Regions from separate parts of the Homo sapiens genome. Here region 2 is linked to region 1. Evidence: chromatin loops called from intact Hi-C (ENCODE). Cell type or tissue: heart left ventricle. All regions are shown on one strand. Each heading gives the region's core, and the rest is flanking DNA. Links, peaks and the distances in the headings are about the cores only.

The links. Hi-C counts contacts between places; a loop is a spot of excess contacts. Peaks named below come from ENCODE experiments on the same cell type or tissue, not always from the same donor. Only the 100,000 strongest peaks of a DNase experiment are listed, where the experiment ranks them.
Region 2: a loop joins it to region 1, with 6 times the contacts of the local background. A loop is called at or near these places in 5 of 110 quality-filtered maps.

The regions. Positions count from the first base shown.
Region 1 is chr3:2,918,758-2,924,151 of GRCh38, forward strand. The region is part of intron 12 of CNTN4 (contactin 4); the gene reads left to right. Among named protein-coding and RNA genes, the nearest start is that of CNTN4-AS1, 140 kb to the right of the region's middle. RefSeq lists an enhancer at 3,202-3,251. In heart left ventricle, for the core only: a CTCF peak has its summit at 3,301; no DNase peak of the experiment used is centred there.
Region 2 is chr3:2,266,729-2,272,122 of GRCh38, forward strand. The region is part of intron 2 of CNTN4 (contactin 4); the gene reads left to right. Among named protein-coding and RNA genes, the nearest start is that of CNTN4-AS2, 130 kb to the left of the region's middle. In heart left ventricle, for the core only: a CTCF peak has its summit at 2,251 (motif pointing right); no DNase peak of the experiment used is centred there.

The sequences.
Region 1 (5,394 bases), core at 335-5,334:
TTGGATAATTTGTTTCATTAGACTGAGGTACAACTCCAAAGAGGATGTCATGTCCTGTACACAGGACTGGAAGTTCACGAAGCCATTCATAACCCTATATGAAGGGGAGAAAGAGATGTAGTGTTCAGGCAAAGCCTCATGAGACGGGAATTTCCTGTTTTGAACTGAATCCCTGATTTCTTTCCTGCAACATACATTCATTCATCAAATATTGATTATCAACTTTTTTATAATACACAAAAGGGAAAGAGGCTCTTACTTGAATTATGCCAGAAGTCAGACAAAAGAAAGATTGTTGCTTTTTGGCTGGTCATGGTGGCTTACGCCTATAATCCCAGCACTTTGGGAGGCCAAGGCAGTAAGATGACTTGAAGTCAGGAGTTCAAGACCAGCCTGGCCAAGATGGTGAAACCCCATCTCTACTAAAAATACAAAAAAAAAAAAAATTGCCAGGTGTGGTGGCACACATCTGTAGTCCCAGCTACTCAGGAGGCTGAGGCAGGAGAATCACTTGAACCCAGAAGGCGGAGGCTGCAGTGAGCCAAGATTGCACCACTGCACTCCAGCCTGGGTGACAGAGCAAGACTCTGTCTCAGAAAAAAAAAAAAAAAAAAAAAAAACCAGATCGTTGCTTTTTAAAAATTGACTTAATTCTTCAATAGGTTCATTGATTAAATATCAACTTTGTATCAAGCACCGTGCCAGGCCCAAGGGATATACAGATCCAGGATACATATTCTTGCCTTCAAGGAACTGATGTTCTAATAATAGCTAATAACAAGAGCTACTATTTCCTAGCTACTGAAATTCTAGGGTTCTCACTATCATAGTCTAATGACTCTCTTCTGTTCATTTAGCAGACTTCGCATACTGTACACTACCTGCATAACCAAGGACTTGAGTTTGTATAAGAGTTTAAGACACTGACATGTAAATGAAATATCACCAATTTGGACTGATATAAGAAAGTCGATGTGATTACAGAGTGTTTAAAATGCAGACTGTCTTATTATCTTTATATGGATAGGATGGGTCAAAGGAGGTTAACAAGAATTTAGCAGCTGAAGCCCTACTTAAAGCATTATATAAGAATTAATTTTAATCAACATGTTGATTATATAAGAAATAATGTTCTAAAATGTCTTTAAAATATTTTTCTGGGAATAAGAGAAAACCTCCACCTATGTTTATGTAACTGATTTTTGAGTTTTCAAGTCTTTTATAAAAAAAAATAAAAGGCCATACCTAATCCTACTTGTTGGCAGAGAAAGATGAGAGATCTTGAAATGGCTCCCGTGCTCAAAGTATTTGTCAGTTTTCATAGAGCCCGAAGTGCCGATATTGAAGATGTATTTCTTATCCATACCAGCATGTAATACTCAGCAGGAAAAAGGAACAAAAACTCCAAAAGGTCACATACTGTATGATTACACACCACACACACACAGACTCTCTCTCACACACATATGTATCTAAAACATTCTCAGAATGACTAAACTATAGTAATGGGAAGAGGTCAGTGGTTTCCAGGAGTTACAGAGGGGAGGTAGAAGGAGGCTGGATATGACTGTGAAGGGGAAGCAAGAGGAAGATCCTTGTGACAATAGAATAGTTCCCTATCTCAGTTTCCATGGTGCTTTTGCCCAGTCTACATGTGTGATACATACACATTATACCAAGTATCAGTTTCTTTGTTTTTGTATTTAACTGTATCTACATAAGATGTAACCATTGGGGGAGACGGGGTGAAGGATGCACAGGACCTTTCTGTATTATATTTGGTACTTTCTGTGGGTCTATAATTATTTCAAAATAAACATTTTCTGTTTTCAAACAATGATGTGTTTCTCGGACTCTAAGAAAATTTTCAGCAGAAGAAAAGTCCGTGATAATGGTGACTGGGGTAGTGCAGTAGTGGAAATAGCAGTGGAGAGGGGACGTATGAAGTTCTTAATCTGGATCAAATACTGTGCTAAGTACTTTATGTTCAATACATGTATTATTTTATTTAATCCTCAAAATAATCTCATGATTGTAAAATTCTTTTGTTTCATAATAACGCCCAAAGGAATAGGAGTTTTTAAACCCAAGAGCTGCCCGTGGAAGAAGCATTATTAGAGCCATCAGGAAACAGGGCATTCAGTGAATTAGACCGAAACAATAGAAGGATGGATATTAGGAACACTAGAAGGGGCACATCATGCTAACATCAAAATGGAAAAATCATCTACTTCAGAGTTGTGTTGAGAGTCTCCTTGTGAATATCATTCATAATAAGAGAGCACTGACTTGTTTTTTAAAAGACAGGGTCTCACCGTCACCAAAGCTGCAGTGTAGTGGTGTGAGCCTAGCTCACTGCAGCCTTGAACTCCTGAGTTCAAGTGATCTTCTCACCTCAGCTTTCCAAGAAGCAAGGGCTACAGGCATTCACCACTACACCTGGCTAATGTTTTATTTTTTATAGAGACTGAGTCTCACTGTGTCACCGAGGCTGGTCTTGAACTCCTGGTTTCGAGTGATCCTCCCGCCTTGGCCTCCCAAAGTGCTGGGATTACAGGCGTGAGCCAACACACCTGACCTCAGAGAAGGCTGATTTTTGAATCAGCCATTCTAAAACAGTGGACCTAGAAAGAAGAAATCTTCTACCAGTAGCCTTCTTTCTAGATAGCAATCCAACAGGCCAAAAGAAATTTGGGGTCTCATAATCTGATACCAATATTTTCTCCTCAGTAGTGAAAAGATTTGAATTAATGCATTTACTCTAAGCTTGTTTTTAGGGAATGATGAGGTAATAGTTAAAGAAAGTAGACAACGGTTAAAGTAATAAGAAATGCTGAACTTCCAAAAAAGCTGGCCTTAATATTCTCCATCAACTGGCAGTGTTCCCAGTGATGCTTCTATCACAGACTGTGATAGAACTGGCATTACACAATAATCCTTTCTTCTTCAATAATGTAGTAAGACATCACATCCATATATTTCCCAAATAGGACTGCCACTGCATATCTAGTTAAGGAGCTATCATTCTACTGTTTCTCTTGAGAAATGACACTAAAGCAAAAAACTTTTAAGTTTTTGAGGGGTTCTATTGGCCACTTAAAATACCCTTGATATATGACCAAAATTCATTTAACTAACTAAAAACAAATAGTTGTGAATTACATAGAGGGCTTCTCTCAGCCAGATGCTTCTCATAGATAATCTAATAAAGATCATTGAAAAATAATAAAAAGTTGCATTTCTCACATGGAGGAGGACCCATAATACAGTTCATTCTAATACTGAGGGAGTGGTGCCCTCTAGCAGTGCATGTGAGAAATATTATCATTTAAGTATATTAAATACAGCAAATAAGGAGCTCCCAGTATCTCAGCTACTCTCAGACATAAGGGGCAATTTGACAGTTCTGAGCTACTAGAAACTACTGAAGTTTCACTTCCATGTGCACTAATTTTTTAAGTGCCAGCGAAGGTTAGATTCTAATAGTGCCCTTCTGGGGATTTACCAATAACTTTTAAAACCTCATTACCTGTGAATGTCAAATAGAACAGGTCCCTTTCACTTTTCCTTCAAACCTCCCCTAGGTCAGTGTTTGAGGATGAGAATAAAGGGTACAAATAGGAAAAAGGATCATCCTACAAGCTGAACAGCATCTCTGGTGCAAAAGATGCTCACAAAATGGGAGAATGTTAAGAAATCCATTAATAGCTCAAGTATTCAAAAACTGATGGAGTTCTGACAATTTTCCCTTAAAAGTACCACAGTTTATGGTTACAACTGATAAATTTGCAGGGTTAGATAACTTCAGAAGCTAATTAAGTAAATTGAGTTAACAAAAGAAAAGAACTTGATTTTTTTTTTTTTTTTTTTTTTGAGACGGAGTCTAGCTCTGTCCCCCAGGCTGGAGTGCAGTGGCACGATCTTGGCTCACTGCAATCTCCACCTCCCAGGTTAAAGCGCTTCTTATGCCTCAGCCTCCCCAGTAGTTGGATTACAGAGGTGCAACACCACGCCCAGCTAATTTTGTATTTTTAGTAGAGACGGGGTTTTGCCATGTTGGCCAGGCTGGTCTCGAACTCCTGGCCTCATGTGATCTGCCCACCTCAGCCTCCCAAAGTGCTGGGATTACAGACATGAGCCATCATGCCCGGCCTTGAATTTTTAATTCCATTTTAATTAGTGAAAGATGTTCCAGCCAGTCTTATCTCGATAAGATATCCAAAAGATTATATGCACACCAATAGTACATTACAAATGCTTTTGAAACTGAAAGGTGTGTTTTCTGGTTTCTGTGTGTCTGATATGCTATTTCAAATCCTGTAAAAGCAAAATGTAGTTTTTTGACAAATATGCCCATGTGTTGTGCACAGTTTGATTTATGTAAACTCATTTCAAATGCTACTGCAGAATTTCTCCTGAATGGATGAAAAATGTCCGCCTAAAGTGATAAAATTATATGTGTAGAAAGATACAGTTTTAAGAAGGGATTTTTATATGATACAGATTTGTAACTCTATTTCACAAAATATCATTTAAAAAAAAACTTCAAGAATACCTGACTTTTTTTTTTTACATTTTTCTGTCAGTTCAGGGGTTTGCATTGAGTTTGCTCTGCTGAAACACTTTTCTGTGACTTAGCTTATATGGGATTGGTAAGTAGGGGAATGATGTCAGTATAACATAGACCCTGGATTTGTTCAGGTATTTTACTAAGTAGCAGCAACCAAACACAAAGCCTACGAACACAGATTAACACAGCTAGCCAAGGGAAAATACCTACTGCACATGATTCCCATTCATGCCACATTCTTCCTGTTGGTGCAGTGTGGCCACGTACTCCAACATGGGAGTGCTTATTGCGTAATTCTCAATCTTTCTGCAATTTGCACTTATTTCATAGCTTAGCAATCTCAACTCTTCCTTCTTTCTTCCATCAAGCTACCTTCTCATGCATGTGCACACACACATACACTGTATTTTTTGTAGTAGTTATTATGAATTTAACTTATCTTTTTAATCATGTTTATATTTAATTATGTTTGATAATTACTAGGATGGTTATTGTTTTTGTAGTGTTCTCGTTACATAAATATTGAGTAGGTGTCCTGACCCTATCTTTTTCATAAACCCTACAATTTTTATTGCATGATTTTGCAGACCATAGAAGAAATGCGTTTATCTCATTAAAGCAAAAACATCTGTACATCTGTACTTGCACTCTACTTATTAATTGCACTTATTATCATTGAATTACTCCCAGAATTATAGACTTCCCTCATAAATCTGAGGTAAACAGATTGAGATATCAATTGCCTACTAGATTCATTTTTAAAATTTTACCTTCGCATGAGAATACCAGCCCCAGGTGTACATTGCATGGCCCTATTAAAAAGT
Region 2 (5,394 bases), core at 190-5,189, 650 kb before region 1:
TTTTGGAAATACCACAATGTTGGAGTCGTCTCAGAAGGATCTCTGAAGAGTTCTGGGAAGGTGACAGTCAACAGCAGAATAGCAGCTGCCACCACAGTCAAGCAGTTGGTTTGCTTGGCTTGGAAGTTTTAGACATCAAAGGAGTATGGCTTCTTCAATACTAAAACCAGTGACAAAATTGCAAAAGTTATTTTTATTCCTCTTCAAATATGAGCAAACATTACTGTGATTCAGCTTATTTTTATATAATGTTACAGGGAATCAAATTAAGAATTAAATGCATTTTTTGGCATAGTTATGTCTTGTAAAGAAAGAAAGATGGTGCCAGGGGAATTTTCCTTTCAAATATGTAAAGAACTTCTAATGAGTGAACCTTTCCTGTGTCGGAAAGATAGCATTCACCTCCTTTCCTGGCTTCTGTGCCAACTTACGATTGTGGTGTGTAGAAATTTAGTGTCAGCCACTGAAAGAACTATTTCCTAAGATGATACTGCTTTTTACTCAAGGAATAAGTAGGTTCCCTTTGAATTGACCTGTGTGTGTTTGGAAAACAAGCTTAAATATCTCCTCTTCTCATAGGAAGAACACTATTTCAAAGAGCCATTTTCTTTCCTAACAAAGAAATTCATACTGCAGAAAAATCAGCAATTTCACAGCTGGTTTTTGAAATCCTGAAATGATGTATACAAATCAAAGCAGGAGAGATTCATTTGGAATGAAAGGAATATTTGAATTGCATCCCAGTTTCGAATAGGATATTGTTTCACGGTTCTACAGTATTATAAACATGTCATGTCTGTTATACATGACAATCATATCTCATCTGTGACTCATGAACTTTATAAGAAAGTGACAATTTGAAAGCATAGAATTGCAGGATTGGATGGAACGATATCTTCTAAGTTATTTCCACTCCTTTTCCCATTTTTGGTTGACCATGCTAATTCCCCTCTAAAACATTCTTCTGTAGCTACTTGAAAACACCCATTGCTTCTTAAAGTAACCTATTGTCAAAGAATATTGGATTTTCTTATGTACATTGAAAAAATGACACTTTATTGGTTTTGATTCTACCACCAAGAGTCACAGGGAACTTTCTATCTTTTCATCATATATATAACAGGCTTTTCATCTTATATGTAACAGTCCTTAAATATTTTCATATTGTAATAATTTCCTATGGAACCTGTTGACTTTTACGCTAGAGTTATAGTGATGGAGGTAATGAGAAGTGATCATATTCTGGATATATGGCAGCAGTAGACAGAAGGTGTGGTTCATAGGAATTGATCATGGAATGGATGTGGGCTGTGAGAAAGAGCAGTCAATGTTTTTGACCTGAAGATGTTTTACTAACATATGTTAAGCATTTACTATCTGCTCAATATACTTTGCTAGGCATTGTAGCACAATTAAATGTGCATTTGCATAGCTGTTCGATGATACAGGTAGGACTATTCTCTAAGACTAAGAGAACATTAGTCAGGCCTCTTATGGTGAGGGAGGGGTTCCCTTTCTTTCCATTCTCATGCTTTGACTTGAGAGAGCAAGCCTATATGTTATTATGGATCAGAATTGAGATTTCATGCTCAGTTTTAAGTCTAAAAATATGCTTTTCAATATCTAGTATTTACATGCGTGTGACTTCTCAGGAATTATAACGAGAGCCTGAAAAATTACCAGGGGCAACATTTTCAGTCCGGAGATGTTATACCCCAGTTACTGCCACTAAATTTTAAGCTCCTTGGGAGCAGGAATTTGATTCTTTTATTATATTAATAGTATCTGTTACATAATATTAACTCAGTAAATGCAGGGTATGCTATTGTAAAACTATAGTCTCAGTCTCTGTAAGTGGATTTTTTAGGATAGACTAGGTCCTAGTTAATGTGATATATCTCTATTTCTGTCTATCTATCTGTCTACCTACCTACCTATGTATCATCTATTTATCTGTCAATCAAGAGAAGAAAATAAAGAAGCACTCTTGGAGAATCAAAATTTTTTATAACATGGTATGCAACTCCCTTACGTTCTTTATCAGCCACCTGCATGCAAACAGCATTATGTCTGAAGTTAAAACATGTAAGATATATGAGAGTGGAATCCTTGGTGCATTTCACTCTTGAACTCTTGTCTATGGAGTAAGTAGCCTGGGGGTAGTTTCTCCTCCTTTTTATATATGTGGGGAGAAGGAATTAGGTGGCTGATTATCTTGTGCTAAATAGGTTTCTCTGCCGATCCACAAGGTGGCAGGGAGTCCTTAGTGCCACTATGACAGATTAACCAAATAGGCATCTGTCGAAATGTCTGATGCATTAGTTGCACTGCCTGTAAAAGAGATGGGCCTCCTTGAGAAATAAATCCACACTGAATTTCAAATGTGGTTGTGTCCCCAAAATTAGCAACGTTTTCAAAGGTGTACCCTTCAAAGGAGAGCAGAAATAAACTGTACCTTAAAAGAACTAGTGCTCAGAGGCCTTTGTTTAATCAATGGTTAGTTTGGTGGTGATTGCACAAATTCACTACATTAAATTTAATCAGGGATGTTTCTGGTATGTGGGTGGCATGCTTACTGATTAATTCATTTATATTCTTGAAATAACATATGTTCTCCTGGATGAATTTCCACAGTTTGGTAATTCCACAGCATGCATTTCAGCATCTCTAAATGGCTGTTTTGTTCACTGTCCCAGAGCCTAAGACATGCTGGGTGCTGGGTACTGATTAGTTTACCAGACTAAGAATGACAGACAGGAAATGGCACCATTTTAATCTCTCAGAAGAACATCAGAGGAATCATTTCGGTGGCTGTAAATACTTCAGGATTTTGATGTCACCTTTTCAAGTTGCTTTAAGAAATCACTTAGGAATGGTTTGGGAGACCATGATACAATGAGGTCCCGCAAAGAATTACACCTTTCTTTGTCAGGGTTCTGAAATTGATTAAGTATAACTATGTCCGTGATGTAATCGATTACATTAAAACTATCATTTTGGAGAAAAGAGACCTGATGGATTACAGAGTCTCTACCCTTATTTATAAAAAACGATGAAATGAAACTCAGTAGTTCATTGACTTTTGTAGATGGAAAGATAGTTTGTAGTAGAGCTTTGCATTCAGGACTAGTAGTTGCCACCACCCCCCGCCCATCCCCTATTATAGCCAGTTTGTTTGTTTGTTTGTTTATTTATTTATTTATTTATTTATTTATTTATTTATTTATTTTTTGAGACGGAGTCTCGCTCTGTCGCCCAGGCCGGACTGCGGACTGCAGTGGCGCAATCTCGGCTCACTGCAAGCTCCGCTTCCCGGGTTCACGCCATTCTCCTGCCTCAGCCTCCCCAGTAGCTGGGACTACAGGCGCCCGCCACCGCGCCCGGCTAATTTTTTGTATTTTTAGTAGAGACGGGGTTTCACCTTGTTAGCCAGGATGGTCTCGATCTCCTGACCTCATGATCCACCCGCCTCGGCCTCCCAAAGTGCTGGGATTACAGGCGTGAGCCACCGCGCCCGGCCTATTTATTTATTTACTTTAACTTTTATTTTAGGTTCAACGACATATATACAGGTTTGTTATATAGGTAAATTAGTGTCATGGGGGTTTGGTGTACAGATTATTTTGTCACCCAGGTACTAAGCCTAGTACCTGATAGCCAGTTTAAAGTGTGTACATTGGGGAAGGGGGGGAATGAGGTTGTTCTTAGACAGTTAGAGGCACAGAGGGTATATATATATATGGGATTGCCTTATGTTAATACATCACTTGGCTTTAAGTGTGGGAATGGACAGGAGTACTTGTTATGACCTGTGGGGCCCTACTTTCCTTCATTCTCAGAGAGATTTTGCAAATTGCCTAAAATATCTGTTAATATGCTCTGTGGCTACATGCTTACAGACATGATGACAAGGAGGGGGGAAAATATTGTTCATTGTTGTCATTTTCTAGCTGGAACCATGAGATTTGCTTAAGGAAGACTGAAGGCTAGTGTGACAGAAAATGGAGCTCAGGAGGACCCAGAATAAATTACATTCCTTTGGAGGGTCCTGAGAGGGGCAGGCCATGGCTTAGTTCCTTCTATTCCACTCATTTCTTACAGTTCAGCTGCCTCCCGATGTGCAGTTGTTTAGTATGCAAATCAATAATCATTACCTATGTGAAGTGTTAGTTCACAGGCGTGCAGGCTGTGGTCAGTTGGTACCTGTTCCCTCCTAAAGAACTATCTCTGAAGTTGAACATCTCTGTTTTTCTTTGTATAAATCTGAATATTAATTAGACCACTGCTTATTAACTTAGGGACCTCTCTGCTTTTGGTGACAGTAGCAGGCAGAATATAGATGGTAGAAAACGAAATATCATGCTGTTTCTGTAAACGGTTTGGTGTCTCCATATAATAAAACTCTTTAGAATTAACTGCCTCCAGAAACAGGGACAAATGTGATGTCCTTTCTCTGCCCCTTGAATTAAATAACAAAATGAACAGCAGATCATTTTGATGTTGCTACTCCATAAAGATCATTTTGTTATTGTTACTAGGAGAGAGTGGAGTGTAATGGAAAGAATACATGTTTACAGCTGGGCTGTAATCTTGGATCTTCTGAAAAGTAAGAATATGTTCTTGAAGGAACCTCAAATTTTGTGAATGTGCTTATTATTTTAAAGATAATTACATGGATTCAATTTCTGTCTCCGTAGTAACCTGCTGTATTATCTTTCTCTAGCTATATAATCTCTCTTTGCCTCCATTTCTTCATTTGTTAAATAGGGATAATAATAGCACCTATATCATAGGTTTATTATAAAAAATGAAATGGATTCACATTTTTAATGTTCTATGTAATTACTTATCATTGTTGTTTTAATAGGGAAAGTATTGGTTATATAAATAGCCAAGAAAACAGCCAACTGAGACTTTTCTTCCTAGATTACCTTGGTTATATCAGTGCTTCTGGGTGTGGTCACTGATATTCTACAGCAGAAACAGCTAGTGGGGTCCCCAACTAAAGAATGTATCTTATTGGAGGCTAAGAATTATGAGGCAACTATCTCTGACTTGAGAACCCTAACCTTATATTGACATCTGAGATTTATTCATCAATAAACACCTTTTTGTAATCCAGAATCATGTTATGTCATTACTTTCTATATCAGAATTTAAATGTTAAGGGACCAAGACATTATGCAATGAATACTAAAATGTTACTAAAATCATGTGTTGTGAAGAATATTTGGAAATATGGAAACATGTTCACAAGATGTTAAGTAAAAAAACAGGTTAGCAGGTTGTAAAACAGTATTTCAGTATGATTCTAAATTGCAATCATTAAATAATTTTATAATCATGAAAAATGTTATTAAAATATTATAATCCTGTGATAAATTCTAATGAGTA